5 separate regions of the Homo sapiens genome follow, and regions 2, 3, 4 and 5 are each linked to region 1. A link is a contact called in ENCODE Hi-C or POLR2A ChIA-PET data. All regions are on one chromosome and are shown on one strand. Each heading gives the region's core, a stretch centred on a gene start or an enhancer-like site at or near the end of the contact. The rest is flanking DNA. Distances are from core to core; before and after follow the strand shown.

Region 1 (2,700 bases), core at 95-2,594:
GTGCACCCCTTGTTCCTAGGGTGGGGATGGGGTTGGATGCCTGGGGTTGCAGAGGGGACTAGCAGAGGGTGACCCTTTTCTCTATGCTATTACTTCAGATCTTGGCTTTTGCTTTCTTCCAAATACACAGCAATCTTGGCTTCCAGCCTAGGTGGGAAAGGGAGAAAGAACCGATTTCCTCCAGCTCCTCTCTGAAAGTAGCCCAACTGGCACTGTTTAGGAACAAGGAGTTCCTGAGAGTGTTGGCACCCCACGGTGTTGATGTCCGGTAGTTCCCTGCTGTGAACCCTGTCTCTGCCCCACTTCAATCCAAGGACCCTGTGGAGGGAATTCTAGGCTTCTTCAAAGCCTCTGCAGTACCAGCTGCCTCCAAGGCCTAACATAGTGAAGTGATAGGGAGACAGGACCTTGGGGGAGTTTGGGGATAACTGTGGGAGTTCCTGCAAGGTGGGTAAGAGTCTGGCCATGGCATCTTCTGGTCTATTCCACAAAAAAGGTGGATGCCTCTGAGACCTAGCTCTGTTATGTTCATTACAGCCCTATCAGTCTCTTCTGGATGTCTGATTCCTAGCTGCCAAACATCCAGGTGCTAGCAGCTGGGGGTGGGGTAGGATAAGAAGGGGGGTGTCTACCTCAACCTTCCTGCCCAAACCATTCATTTTAAAGTACTGTGAAGAAGGCTGGATTAGTGTTAAATTCAATAAAGTTAACAAAGCAAAGTATTGTAGTGAGTACACAATAAATAGTTGCTGCATGAGGAATTTCTTGAAATGAATTCAAGATGAGTCTTGAAAAACGAGTGGGAGTAAGCCGTGCACGGAAGCAGAGGTCTAGCAGAGGTCTAGCGCCAAGTCCCAGAGGCCTGAGAGGGCAAGCCTTGGTGGGGGAAAAGGCAGAAGTTGTGACTGGCTGCCTCTGAGAGTGCAAGTAGCCATGCAAAGTTGGGAAAACCAGACGGCGGCCGGAGCCGTGAACCAGGGGCAAATGGAGGATGGTGTTGGGGTAGTCACTAGCCTGCCGGAATGGAAGAAGAGGGGCGTTTGGGGGCGGTAAGGCCTAAAGGACACTGGAGGGGCCTCGGGATTTGGGGCAGGATCACAGGCCTAGTCCACTTAAAGGTGGCTCCGTGCCAGGCCTTCCCAGAATCAGGTTGAAAAGAACTTTAGGGTTAGACAGGTTGGAGATGAGAAATTGGACCATGCAGGAAGTACTGTCGGAGGCGTGTTCCTGACTTTACTACCCTGAGCCGCCCACGGCTGGGGCAGTCCCCGAGGTTCCACCTTAAGGGGCGGGCCGGGGCGGGGCTCCGCTGCCCCTTCCCAGAGGCCGCGCCTGCTGCTGAGCAGATGCAGTAGCCGAAACTGCGCGGAGGCACAGAGGCCGGGGAGAGCGTTCTGGGTCCGAGGGTCCAGGTAGGGGTTGAGCCACCATCTGACCGCAAGCTGCGTCGTGTCGCCGGTTCTGCAGGCACCATGAGCCAGGACACCGAGGTGGATATGAAGGAGGTGGAGCTGAATGAGTTAGAGCCCGAGAAGCAGCCGATGAACGCGGCGTCTGGGGCGGCCATGTCCCTGGCGGGAGCCGAGAAGAATGGTCTGGTGAAGATCAAGGTGGCGGAAGACGAGGCGGAGGCGGCAGCCGCGGCTAAGTTCACGGGCCTGTCCAAGGAGGAGCTGCTGAAGGTGGCAGGCAGCCCCGGCTGGGTACGCACCCGCTGGGCACTGCTGCTGCTCTTCTGGCTCGGCTGGCTCGGCATGCTTGCTGGTGCCGTGGTCATAATCGTGCGAGCGCCGCGTTGTCGCGAGCTACCGGCGCAGAAGTGGTGGCACACGGGCGCCCTCTACCGCATCGGCGACCTTCAGGCCTTCCAGGGCCACGGCGCGGGCAACCTGGCGGGTGAGTGCAGCGCGCCCCCGTCCCGGGTACCTCCGGTTGAATCTGGTGGCTTGCACCGACCCCCTCCCCTGTCCCCAGACGGATCTAGATGGTTCTTCCCTCCATCCCGTACCGACGACTGTTCCCCCTTCCCCCACCCCCTCCCCGGCACATTGTCCTTCCCTCCTTTCTTTGAAGAAAGCCGACCCGCCCCTCACTCCGTCACGAGGGTGGGTGACTCAGCGTCCTCCTTCCCCGCGGCGCCAGAAGCCAGTTGCAACCGGTTTCTGAAGTAATGTGCAGGACTCCTTACATCAGCTCCTCTGAGTCTCGTGATTCAGCCTTGCCTCCCTCTCTCCCCCTTTGCCCCCTCCCCGTCCCACCCTTAGGCGCTGGGAGAAGGGAGGGTGGGGAGGTCAGGGGCCTCTCAGAGGGGCCTCACTTGTTAACCCAGCCCCCATTTCAGGTCTGAAGGGGCGTCTCGATTACCTGAGCTCTCTGAAGGTGAAGGGCCTTGTGCTGGGTCCAATTCACAAGAACCAGAAGGATGATGTCGCTCAGACTGACTTGCTGCAGATCGACCCCAATTTTGGCTCCAAGGAAGATTTTGACAGTCTCTTGCAATCGGCTAAAAAAAAGAGTGGGTATCCTGGGGTTCCCAAGGAAACAGCTAGAAAGGACTTGGCCAGAGGAAAAGTAGGCTAGAACTTTTGTCTGGTTTCCTGCTAACTGGCTCTGAGTTTTCCTAGGGCAGGTAGAGGGGAGATTTGTTAGTCTTCAGCCTAAAATGGATTTGTCCAGTCGTCTGGGGGCTTTCTACTTGGC
Region 2 (2,700 bases), core at 188-2,687, 1.1 Mb after region 1:
GAAGCAATGGGGAGCCACTGAAAGTATATGACTTGGTCAGATTTAGGTTTAAAAAACCAAGAAGGAAGGGATGGGGGAGGGAGAGAGAGTGATAGGGTAGGAAGGAAGGGAAGTTGGCTGCTCCAGCATGGTAACTGGAATTGAAGAGTGTAATAGTAATTGAGGGAGGTTTGGTTACTAGGTCAGTGTCAGGAATTCTCAACAAAAACGACGGAGGCCTGGTGGAGAGGAGGGGACTCTCAATAGAGAGATTTTTTTTTTTTTTTTTTTTTGAGACGGAGTCTTGCTGTGTCGCCCAGGCTGGAGTGCAGTGGCGTGATCTCAGCTCACTGCAACCTCTGCCTACCGGGTTCAAGCAGTTCTCCTGCCTCAGCCTCCCTAGTAGCTGAGATTACAGGCATCTACCACCATGCCTGGCTATTTTTTGTATTCTTAGTCGAGATGGAGTCTCACCATGTTGGCCAGGCTGCTTTCGAACTTTTTTTATTGTTGTTTTTTATTTTTGAGATGGAGTTTCGCTCTTGTGGCCCAGTCTGGACTGCAATGGCTCAATCTCGGCTCACTGCAACTTCCGTCTCCTGGGTTCAGCAATTCTCCTGACTCAGCCTCCCGAGTAGCTGGAATTACAGGCGCCCACCACCATGCCCAGCTAATTTTTGTATTTTTAGTAGAGACGGGGTTTCACCATGTTGGCCAGTCTGGTCTCGAACTGTTGACCTCAGGTGATCCACCCGCCTCGGCCTCCCAAAATGTTGGGATTACAAGCGTGAGCCACTGCGCCCGGCCAATTTTTGTATTTTTCGTAGAGATGGGGTTTCACCATGCTGGCAAGACTGGTCTCAAACTCCTGACCTCAGATGATCTACCGGCCCCGGCCTCCCAAAGTGTTGGGATTACATGCGTGAGCCACTGCGCCCGGCCAATTTTTGTATTTTTCGTAGAGATGGGGTTTCACCATGCTGGCAAGACTGGTGTCAAACTCCTGACCTCAGATGATCTACCCGCCCCGGCCTCCCAAAGTGCTGGGATTAGAGGCGTGAGCCAACGCGCCCAGCCCGTACTTTTTTTTTTTTAGTACAGACGGCCTCCCAAAAGTTCTGAGATTACGGGCGTGAGCCACCACGCCCAGCCTGAATAGAGAGAGATTTAACAGTATGAATGAAGGGAGGAGTCAAGAACAGTTTAGGCTTCTCGCGTACATGATTGGGTGGCCCCAGATGTCATTCACAAGTATAAGCCTTGGAGGCGGAACATAACTCGAAGAAGAGCCCTTTTGTGCTCCGCCCATAGCGTAGGAAGGTGTCAATTGGCTGTTTCGAGGAACGCGCCAAAAACTGCCAAGGGCTGTGGGAGGTGTGTTCTTGCGTCATTTCCGAGAGACTTCCGCGCCGCAGTTTCCCTGCTTCCCCAGCTCCAGAACTTCCGGCCAGCGCAGCCATTTTGGCTTCCTGACCTTGGGCTACGGCTGACCGTTTTTTGTGGTGTACTCCGTGCCATCATGTCCGTCCTGACGCCGCTGCTGCTGCGGGGCTTGACAGGCTCGGCCCGGCGGCTCCCAGTGCCGCGCGCCAAGATCCATTCGTTGCCGCCGGAGGGGAAGCTTGGGATCATGGTGAGGAACGGGCCTGGAAGAGCGCGGGAGGCGCCGTGGGCTGACCCCTTCTGCCTAGCTGACCTCAGGTGGTCCTGAGAATGCCTCGCGCCCCGCAGCGTAGCGGGGAGCAGCAGTGCCGGTTTGGGCATGTCTGGAGGGCGCGAACGACGGGGACAGTGCCCGGGCGACAGTCGGGGCTGTCGGCGTTAGGTCTTTCCCCACAGCCCCAGGATCTCGGGTCTGGTCCTGTCAGGCCCTCCCTCTCCTGTCGCCTCCTCGCTGCGCCGCCTCCTGCCGACTTCTTTAGCCGCTCTGAGCCCATTTTCTCGTTGGTTCACTGGGGGATGCCTGACGCTGTCAGCGACGAAAATGGTTGTTACTGCTATTTATTTTATTTTATTTTATTTTACTTATTTATTTTGAGACGGGTTCTCGCTCTGTCGCCAGGCTGGAGTGCAGTGGCGCGATCTCGGCTCACTGCAGCCTCCGACTCCCGGGTTCAAGCGATTCTCCTGCCTCAGCCTCCCGAATAGCTGGGACTACAGGCGCGTGCCACCATGCCCAACTAAATTTTGTATTTTTAGTAGAGACGGGGTTTCACCATGTTGGCCAGGATGGTCTCGATCTCTTGACCTCGTGATCCGCCTGCCTCAACCTCCCAAAGTGCTGGGATTACAGGCGTGAGCCACTGCGCCCGGCCTGGGAGGGGGTTTTCAGGCAAGGAAGGATAGGTATCGTTTTGGAGTTACTGGCCCATGCAAGGATCCTGGGTCTTAACATACAGGCTTTGCTTTTTTTGTTTGTTGTTTGTTTTTTTGAGACGGAGTCTTGCTCTGTCACCCAGGCTGGAGTGCAGTGGTGCGATCTCGGCTTACTGCAACCTCCGCCTCCCAGGTTTAAGCCAAGCCATTCTCCTGCCTCAGTCTCCCGAGTAGCTGGGATCACAGGCGCCCGCCACCACTCCCGGCTAATTTTTTGTATTTTTAGTAGAGACGGGGTTTCACCATGTTGGTCAGGCTGGTCTCTAACTCCTGACCTTGTGATCCGCCCGCCTTGGCCTCCCAAATTGCTGGGATTACAGGTGTGAGCCACCATGCCCGGCCCAG
Region 3 (2,700 bases), core at 158-2,657, 1.3 Mb after region 1:
CAGGACCCCCCCATCCTGCCTGCCCAGCCCAGAGGCCACACCTACTCCACCACGGAGGCCCAGCCAATTAGCCACTTCCCTGCACTTTTGAAAGGGGATCCAGCCGGGAAGAGTCACAGGATCCCAGGAGGCAGGCCCTGAAAGGCAGGGGCAGCTGGGTGCCCGGCAGGGCTATTTGGGGCTCAGTAGCGGCAGCTTGGGTTCTCTCTCTCCCCAGGCCCCAGACTCATGCCCCCTCCAGGAGCAAGAGGAAGTGGTGTGATTCTTGAAGGGTGTCATCAGTTGTCACAGGGACAAGACCCCACCTCTGCCCTGCTCCTCTAACCTCTGTTCCTGGCATGAGCAAACTGCTCACAAGTGGCCAGAGGCCAGCGAGAAGGGGAAAAGGGCGCCAGACCACGTGCCCAGGAAGGCATCAGAGTGCGGGCTTGGGGTGGGGTGGAGGCAGGACAGGCCAGCCCAGGAAGGTCACTCTGTGAGGTTACGTGCCCCACCAGGTGGGACGCCAGCCCCGGAGCTGTTCCCTCAGCCCCATTCCCGAACACTTAAGAACCACACTGTGCAAAGTTTGGAGAGTCCGGGATCATAACCTCCACTTTGCCACCAGCTCCGAGTGACCTTGGGGAAGCCAGCTGTGGCACTCGGCCTCAGTTTCCCTCCTGCACAGGGAAGGAAGTTGGTAGGTCCTGCACAATCTCTGGGGTGCCCTGTGACCCATTCCAATGGGGTAAGGAAGGCCGCCTTCCTCACGCTGCCCCCTGCGTGGACACTTGGACCTGGTCTGGAGTGAATTGTTCTGTGGGGCTGGGAACACGCGCGGGGGCGGGGGGGGCTGTCAATGGGGAGGAGGGGTCCGTTCCAGGGCAGATGGGGCCTCAACTTCCCCAGGTCTCTCGGGTGGAAGGGGCTGCTCGCTCGTTGGGGGCCGCCCAGCCGGGAAGCTCCACGTGAGGCCGCCCTCTCCCTCGCGCCCCCTCGTGCTTACACTTACATTTCGCCTCCTTCCAGTCGGTGGAGGTGCTCAGGTCCACCTTCGCCGCCATGGCCAGGGGGGCCCAAGTGCGCACCCCGGCTGTCCGCCCCACCGCCGCCGCCCCCCACGCCCCAACTCCCGCCGAGGTCCGCGCACGGCGGCCGAACACGCCCAGGAACGCCGGGGGACCGCACGTGCTGCTGCGGGTCCTCGTGGCACCCGCCAAGTGTCCGGGCCGGGGGCGCGGGGGGACGAGCAGCTGCCCCGCCGCGCGCAGCTGTGCCAGGCGGCCGGACAGTCGGCTCTGTAGAGACATGAGCGGGCGGCGCGGGACGGCTCTCCGCCCACTTGGACTCTATTTACGGCGCTCGGGAGTGTCTCTCCCTTATTTACTCTGGGACCGGGTGGCGACTGCCAGCCAGCGGCGACCTGCTCGGAGCCAGCGGGAGGCGCGGCCAGAAAACCCGGGAGCGCCGCTGGGCACCCTGGAACTTGTAGTCCGGGCCGCCGGATGGGCCCACGCACTCGTATACACACGTGCGCGCCCGCCCGGGCTCCCAGTGTCGCGGATGGAGCCCCGCCTGAGCCCTTCGACTTCTCCCGTGGCCGCCAGGCGCCTCCCCTCCGCGAGACCTCGGCCGCCTCTAACTTTCTGGTTGGCTGAGCGTCGGCTTCCCCGGCACGGGCTGAAGCCCCCGGGCCTTCCACGCAGCCCCGGGCCCCTCTGCCGCTCGGCCCCGCGGCGGAGCAGGCGCGCCGGCCGCTGCGTATCGAGCTGGGAGAGCCTGGCGCGGCTTCCGCAGTGCCGAGCGTTTTGCAGCCTGGGAGACCCGGGCTTCTCTCCCCGCGGGTCAGCAGGGCACCGCCTCCACACCCCAGCCTGCCCTCCTAGGGACAGGTGCGACGAACGGGTAAATCCGGTTTGGGGACTTCTCCCCAGAGCCTCTGCCTTCTAACAGCCCCGGGGCCAAGGCTCAGCTGGAGCAGAATCTAGGACAGCTGGGGAGGAGAGTCGAGGGTGGAAATAGTGGAATTTGGAGGCAGGAAACTTAGGCTTCAAGTGGCGTTCAAGGGTGGAAGGATTGGGGTGATGTTTTTGTGTGTGTCTGTGTGTTTTTTTTTTTTTTTCTTTTCTTTTTTAAACAAAAACCGGCCGGGCGCGGTGGCTCACGCCTGTAATCCCAGCACTTTGGTAGGCCGAGTTGGGTGGATCACGAGGTCAGGAGTTCGAGGCCTGCCTGGCCAACATGGCGAAACCCCGTCTCTACTAAAAATACAAAAATTATGCAGGCGTGGTGGTGCATGCCTGTTAATTACAGCTACTCGGGAGGCTGAGGCAGGAGAATCACTTGAACCCGGAAGGCGGAGGTTGCGGTGAGCCGAGATCGTGCCATTGCACTCCAGCCTGGGTGACAGAACGAGACTCTGTCTCAAAGAAAACAAAACAAAAAACACGAGGATGGATTTTTAAGTACTTTTATATATTTTTATGTACTATTAATATTACTTTATGATAAATATAATGAATACAGGCCGGGCCATTATAATAATATAATGAATGTAATAATGAATAATGAATAAGTGCTCACACCTGTAATCCCAGCACTTTGGGAGGCTGAGGCAAGAGGATTATTAGAGGCCAGGAGTTCAAGACCAGCCTGGGCAATATAGTGAGACCCCCTCATCTCTACCCGCCCCCACACAAAAAAATTACCCTGGTATGGTGG
Region 4 (2,700 bases), core at 44-2,543, 1.1 Mb before region 1:
TGCCTGGAGTGCAGTGGTGCCAACTCGGCTCACTGCAAGCTCCGCCTTCTGGGTTCAAGTGATTATCCTGCCTCAGCCTCCCGAGCAGCTGGGATTACAGGCGTGAACCACCATGCCCGGCTAATTTTTTGTATTTTTAGGAGAGACAGGGTTTCACCTTGCTGGCCAGGCTGGTCTTGAACTTCTGACCTCCTGATCCGCTCGCCTCAGCCTCCCAAAGTGCTGGGATTACAGGAGTGAACCACCGCGCCTGGCCCTCAATTTCTAATTCAGTATTTTCCTCACTACCTATGCTATTATGGAATCTTGTGAGCTATGGTCAAGACATTCAAGTTCTGGTTCTGAGTAATCTGAGTCTGAGTAAAGCGACTGTAATATCTATTTCACAGAACTGAAAAATAAGAAAGATGATGAATCAAAGCATCTAGTGCCTAGCAGGGAGTATTTTGCTCAACAGGTATTTGCTTCCTTCCTAAGGCTGTAGGGAAGATGATGAGATAATGTCTTTTATGAAAGAGGGCTGTAAACGTAAAGATCTGTACAAATGTTAACTTCATTGTCACCGGTCAGCCAATGCTTCTAAAATCCAGAACATAACAACTCTAGAGAAGTAAACTGCCCCCATTGTTCTGAGACACTGGAATTCAATTCAGTAAACAATCACGGCCCCCTTCCCCCAAAATGATAAAGACAATCACTGCCATTTATTGAGCTTCCAATTACGGGCCCTCTGTTTGGCACTGAGAATACAAAGATGAATAGACATCATCCCAGAGCTAGATGCGCGTCAGACGGTGGTCACTAGGAGGCGTGGCCGAAAACAAAGAAGTCCATGGAACGTGGCCAGAGATCTGTACAGAGGCTGTGGGCGCTCCTAGGAAAGTCTGGCCAAGTGCCTGAGAGTTGGAAGTGCTTCACCAATAAACATTTGCCCAGGGCATTGTAGGATGGGCACGGGTTCGGCAGAAGAACTTTCCAAATAAAGATAACACACCACCGATAACAGAGATATACAAACTGGAAGGTATTCAAAATTCGCCCCACGCCTCTCGCCCTTAGAAATCGCGAGCTGAGAAACCTAAGGAGTTCATGGCAAGGGGCTTCCCCCTTCCCCACCCTTCAGCCCAAGCCGGAGGTTCCAGGAGCGTCTAGCCCTCTGGATCTCCGGCGTCTGAGGAGATAAGCGCGGTGTGGGTCAGACCCCGAGGGGTCCTCGCATCTCCGTCTGGAACTCCCCTCAACGCTCTCACCATTTTGCCCCGCGAAGGCTAATCCGCCGCTCCGCCACCGGAAGAACACGTCGGCAGGAGCAGGCGCCTAGCACAACCGGAAAAGGAAGTGCCTCCGGCGCAAGTGGCATTGAGGGACTTGTAGTCCTGCGATTTCGGGTGTAGAGGGAGCAGGGGCCTGCGGGGACCTGGTGTGGGTGGAGTGGGGACAAGCGGTGGAGAAGGGTACGCCAGGGTCGCTGAGAGACTCTGTTCTCCCTGGAGGGACTGGTTGCCATGAGAGCAGCCGTCTGAGGGGACGCAGCCTGCACTACGCGCCCCAAGAGGCTGTGCGTGGCGAGCAGGTCACGTGACGGGAGCGCGGGCTTTGGAAGGCGGCTGAACGTCAGGCCACCCGCCGCTAAGCTGAGAAGGGAGAGCGAGCTTAGGACCGCCTGCCCGGGGCAACCCCGAACCAAGCTTTAGCCGCCGAGGCCGCGTGTCCCAAAGGCCAGGTGAGACCCCATGGGAAGCGCCTCCGGGAGCGACGGGGTCCGCTTGGCGCTGGGGGCCGTGGGGAGCCGGGGTCTGGAGTGCGCGGGATTCGCAGTCAAGAGGTCCCGCCACTTTTCCCCCTGTGAGCCTTGGGCCAGTCGCGTAAGCTCCGAGCCTCTCTTTCCTCCATTGTAGAAAAGCGGTAATAAGTTCCACCTTATGGGGTCGTGTTGTATTTTTCCTAAGACCTTGGACGAGAAACATTTCTGACACTTGAGTTGTTTAGGCCCCTTTCCTGCCTACCTGTCTGTGGGACGCCGTGAGGGGATCAAGGGCTACATGGTCTGGTCCTCAGTCCACACTCCAGCAGCGCGGCCGGCTTGAGGCAAGAGCCGAAGGGTTGAACAGGCCTGGAGAGGGGACATTAGAGGTTTCTGTCTGTTGTCTCAGTTAACCCTGGCAGCAGCCCTGAGAGACAGGCATGGTAATCGTTCTTCTTCTGTAGACGAGAAAATAAACCTCAGTGGCTTGGTAATGTCACACGGATGGTAAATGCCGCGCCTAGATTCAAGGCCAGAGCTTTTGCCGCTGCAGTTCACAGGGGAATTATTCATATTAATCAAATGAATAATTCATTGTCAATTAATTATTAATTGATTAATAATCCAGGGATGGACCTGGAAGGACGCGTGAGAGGATGGCGAGAGGAGGGCACAGCTAAGGAAAAGTGGGAAAAGGCGGGCCTTATTCCAGCTTTCTGTTGAGATCCCAGAATGTAGGGTTAGGTTGGGAACCAGAACATGAAAGATCGTGATGCCATGCTGAAGTGTTTGGACTGAATTAGAAGGAAGAATTGAACAGTCATTGATGCTCTAGAAAGAACCCTGTGAAGAAAGAGTGGGAACAATGAAAAGGCCTGATGGAGTCTTTCGTTTCTTCTTTCTCTTTTCTTTTGTCTTCTTTTCTTTTCTTGACAGGGTCTTGCTCTGTTGCCCAG
Region 5 (2,700 bases), core at 124-2,623, 1.0 Mb after region 1:
GGAAGAGGAAAAGACCCTGTCCAGCCATGGCCATTGGGGCTGGAGGGTGGACAAGGGGACAGTTTTAGAGCCCAGGCCAAGCAGGGTGCTTTGTTCCGGGGGAGGGGAGCGGGGTTGGAGGGCAGCCCCTAGACCTGGACCACAGCCCTGCAAGGAACCCAAGGCTCCTTCCCACCACAGGAGCCTCACAGCTCTGTGTGGAGGTGTCTCTCCAGTCCCTGCTCCAGCCAGACCTCAGTCCCCTGCAAGGTGGCAAGGTATGAGGGACCCACTCTATGCAAGGGAGGGATGCCTCGGTCCCTGAGGGGGTGAGGGCAGGGCAGGGGCCGGCAGGACGCCTCCACAGCAGCTAGGGGCCCAGGTTCCAGATTGGCTGTGCCGGCAGCCTGGGTTTGTGGGAGAAGCAACGCAGAGGCTCCAATCCAGGAGAGGCAGGAGCCATCAGTGTAACAGGCTCGTGGTCTGCAACTCTTCCCCCTCCCGCCCCACTCCGCTCCCCCCAGGCCGGCGCGCCTTTAACCCTAGGCCACCGGGCTCACCGTGCGAGTGCTCCTCCTCGCTGCTGTCATCCTCCGAGTGGGGCTGTCCGCCGTTGGGCACCGTCTTGGCCCGGCTACGGGACAGGATCCCAGAGCCCGCGCTCGGCTTCTCCATCACTGAGGGCATTACCCCGCCCAGCTGCCCCGGGGGGCGCAGGAGCCTTCGGAGAGCGACAGTGGTTGCCGCACTCGCTCCGAGTGCCGAGCCCGGCCCGGCCTGGAGAGGTCGCCACTGAGGTTAGGAGAGGCAGGAGGTCAGCGTGGCTAGGGTCCGGCGGGGTGGGAGCCCACCTGGTAGCCCCAGCGCTCTCCACGACCCCCACGAGCCAGGGCGTCAGAAAAGTTTGTGCAGAAGTGGGGGACGCAAGGGATGAGCGCAAGGTCCGGTGCGGCTGGGGCGTGATTACTATGTACGCCCCTCAGGGTTGGGGTTCCCCTGAAGTCGGGGCCCCCTGTCCTCGGGGCGCCCTGGAACCCCACCGCCCACCTGCCCACGCCGTTCAGCGGCTGGGCGCTGGAGCGCAATCTGCGCCCCCCGGGCTCTGCGCCTCTCAGCTGCGCCGGGGATGCCCCAGTCCCCGGGCGGGGACCCGTGTCCTAAGCAGACCCCTGCCCGCGACGGCAGCCGGCCGGGGCACCGGCGGCGGCGGCGGCGGCGACGGCGGCGGGACGGCGCGCACGGCGCGCGGCGCTGGGCAGAGTTGCCGGGAGGCGGGCGGAGCGCAGCCGCGGGTGCCGCCTCGCACCCTCCCCGGCGCGCTCGCTCTCCCCGCCGCGCTCGGGATGCCGCTTGCTCGCCCGCTCTCCGCCGCCGCTCGCTCCTCGCGCACACAATGAAGCTGCTGGCAGGGAAGTAGTGCCGGCTGCGGCCTCAGCACCCCTCCCCCAGCCGATGCCTCCGCCAGCTGAACATCTGGCCCTGGGGTGGGAGGGAGGGCCCGGGGGGCGGGGCCAGGGGGCCGGGGCCAGACCTCCAGGGGGTGGGATCAGGACCCTGGTGGGGCGCGCGTCCCGCTGCGGGGGCTCCCCTCGCGTCCCTGGGCTCCCAGACTTGCCCCTGGGGGAGACCCCACTGCCCCCCAGGAGTAGCCAGGGGTCAGCCCCACCCACGCGCACACCAACACCACACACCAGTGGGCTCGGGTTACTGCCGCCTGCCCCGGGGGCCCTGGGGCCGCCTGCCCGCCCGCCCGGGTGGAGCCCAGCTTTTCCTTCCATTTCCCTTCCTGCCAAGGAACTCCCCGCCCCCCCTTCCGCAGGGGGGACCCCCCTTATGCGCCCTTGGGGGCCAGAACGGATGGGAGGCTGGACAGGCAAGGAATGAATTCCTCCAAGAGCTACCCAGCCAGAGGCTGGCTTCTGGTGGATCTGTGGGTCCCCAAGGGTCGCCCCAATTCCCTTTAACTGCTGCAGTATGCACCCCTAAACAGTGGTAGCAAGGGCTGAGGGATGGGGAGTGGGAGGTGTAGGGGAAGGTCTGGGCTGCAGGGGAGAGAGGAGCTGGGTCTCCTCCCCACTGGGTTCACTGTCACCCCAGCTGGAAGCAGCATCCCCCTCCCCCCGGACAAGCACGGGCAGAGTGACAGACAGGGAAGCGGGTAGAGCGGCACAGACGGAGATGGGGGAGGGGGTGGGCAGAGACTTTCAAAGCCAGACCCAGCCACCCTGCCAGGCACACAAAGAGCCAGCGCACACACCGGCGGCGGCTCCGAGCCTGCGAGCTGCGCCCGTGCCCGTCCCCGCCGCCCGGGGCACGTGCTGCAGCGCACACAAGCTGAAGCCCCCGCCCGCCGCCCCTCCCACCCGGAGCCCCAGTCTCCTGGACACACCTCCACCCAGGCACACCCCGCTGTGCCCAGACTGAGCCGAGCCCGCACTCGCGCCCTCCTCTCCCTTCCCTTCCTGGTCCACTCTGTAATCAGATTCCTAAATTTAGAAGCAGCCTAGGGCCCAGCCAGGGATCCCTGCCCCCACCCGCTGCCTGCGGCCGAGTGGCCGGGGTGTTGCGGTCGGGCCACGACCCGGCTGGGGCCGCTTGTTCCCGGGGACTCCTGCGGACAGCCAGGGAAAGCCAGGCTCGACCCCACCCGGCTGCTGCGCCGTCGAGCCACATGGGGCCACCCAGCCAGCGGCCACGTTGCCCGCCACACCTCGGGCCAGG

The links. Hi-C counts contacts between places; a loop is a spot of excess contacts on that map. ChIA-PET counts read pairs that join two places held with the same protein, here RNA polymerase II (POLR2A). Pooled maps may share reads with other maps.
Region 2: a loop to region 1 is called in a pooled map, with 9 times the contacts of the local background. The contact joins the promoter of COX8A here to the promoter of SLC3A2 in region 1. A Hi-C loop is called at or near these places in 9 of 50 pooled maps. POLR2A ChIA-PET finds 5 or more read pairs at or near these places in 2 of 52 experiments (WTC11 and activated B cell).
Region 3: a pooled map shows a loop between it and region 1 (4-fold over the local background). The contact joins the promoter of MACROD1 here to the promoter of SLC3A2 in region 1. A Hi-C loop is called at or near these places in 1 of 168 maps with a recorded cell type or tissue (posterior vena cava) and 4 of 50 pooled maps. POLR2A ChIA-PET finds 5 or more read pairs at or near these places in 1 of 52 experiments (naive thymus-derived CD4-positive, alpha-beta T cell).
Region 4: a map of CD8-positive, alpha-beta T cell shows a loop between it and region 1 (9-fold over the local background). The contact joins the promoter of TMEM258 here to the promoter of SLC3A2 in region 1. A Hi-C loop is called at or near these places in 2 of 168 maps with a recorded cell type or tissue (CD4-positive, alpha-beta memory T cell and CD8-positive, alpha-beta T cell) and 6 of 50 pooled maps.
Region 5: a pooled map shows a loop between it and region 1 (4-fold over the local background). The contact joins the promoter of RCOR2 here to the promoter of SLC3A2 in region 1. A Hi-C loop is called at or near these places in 2 of 50 pooled maps. POLR2A ChIA-PET finds 5 or more read pairs at or near these places in 4 of 52 experiments (A549, IMR-90 and WTC11).

Annotation. Positions count from the first base shown.
Region 1 is chr11:62,879,552-62,882,251 of GRCh38, forward strand. It overlaps SLC3A2 (solute carrier family 3 member 2), which reads left to right and starts at 1,345. Exons shown (of 9, transcript NM_001013251.3): 1 at 1,345-1,896; 2 at 2,342-2,515. The coding sequence starts at 1,473. RefSeq lists enhancers at 667-716, 1,086-1,977, 1,367-1,636, 1,621-2,700, 2,057-2,336.
Region 2 is chr11:63,973,183-63,975,882 of GRCh38, forward strand. It overlaps COX8A (cytochrome c oxidase subunit 8A), which reads left to right and starts at 1,438. Exons shown (of 2, transcript NM_004074.3): 1 at 1,438-1,612. The coding sequence starts at 1,499. RefSeq lists an enhancer at 1,352-1,791.
Region 3 is chr11:64,164,706-64,167,405 of GRCh38, forward strand. It overlaps MACROD1 (mono-ADP ribosylhydrolase 1), which reads right to left and starts at 1,408. Exons shown (of 11, transcript NM_014067.4): 1 at 992-1,408. The coding sequence starts at 1,289. LOC105369339 (a long non-coding RNA gene) reads left to right here and starts at 1,533. Exons shown (of 3, transcript XR_950187.3): 1 at 1,533-1,884. RefSeq lists an enhancer at 927-1,427 and silencers at 965-1,064, 1,195-1,274, 1,535-1,794.
Region 4 is chr11:61,791,306-61,794,005 of GRCh38, forward strand. It overlaps TMEM258 (transmembrane protein 258), which reads right to left and starts at 1,294. Exons shown (of 4, transcript NM_014206.4): 1 at 1,251-1,294. The coding sequence starts at 1,253. FEN1 (flap structure-specific endonuclease 1) reads left to right here and starts at 1,606. Exons shown (of 2, transcript NM_004111.6): 1 at 1,606-1,723. MIR611 (microRNA 611) reads right to left here and starts at 1,256; the gene lies at 1,190-1,256. RefSeq lists enhancers at 542-1,519, 1,312-1,606, 1,520-2,495.
Region 5 is chr11:63,915,791-63,918,490 of GRCh38, forward strand. RCOR2 (REST corepressor 2) reads right to left here and starts at 1,374. Exons shown (of 12, transcript NM_173587.4): 1 at 540-1,374. The coding sequence starts at 666. RefSeq lists an enhancer at 451-1,114 and silencers at 1,206-1,325, 1,466-1,525, 2,203-2,252.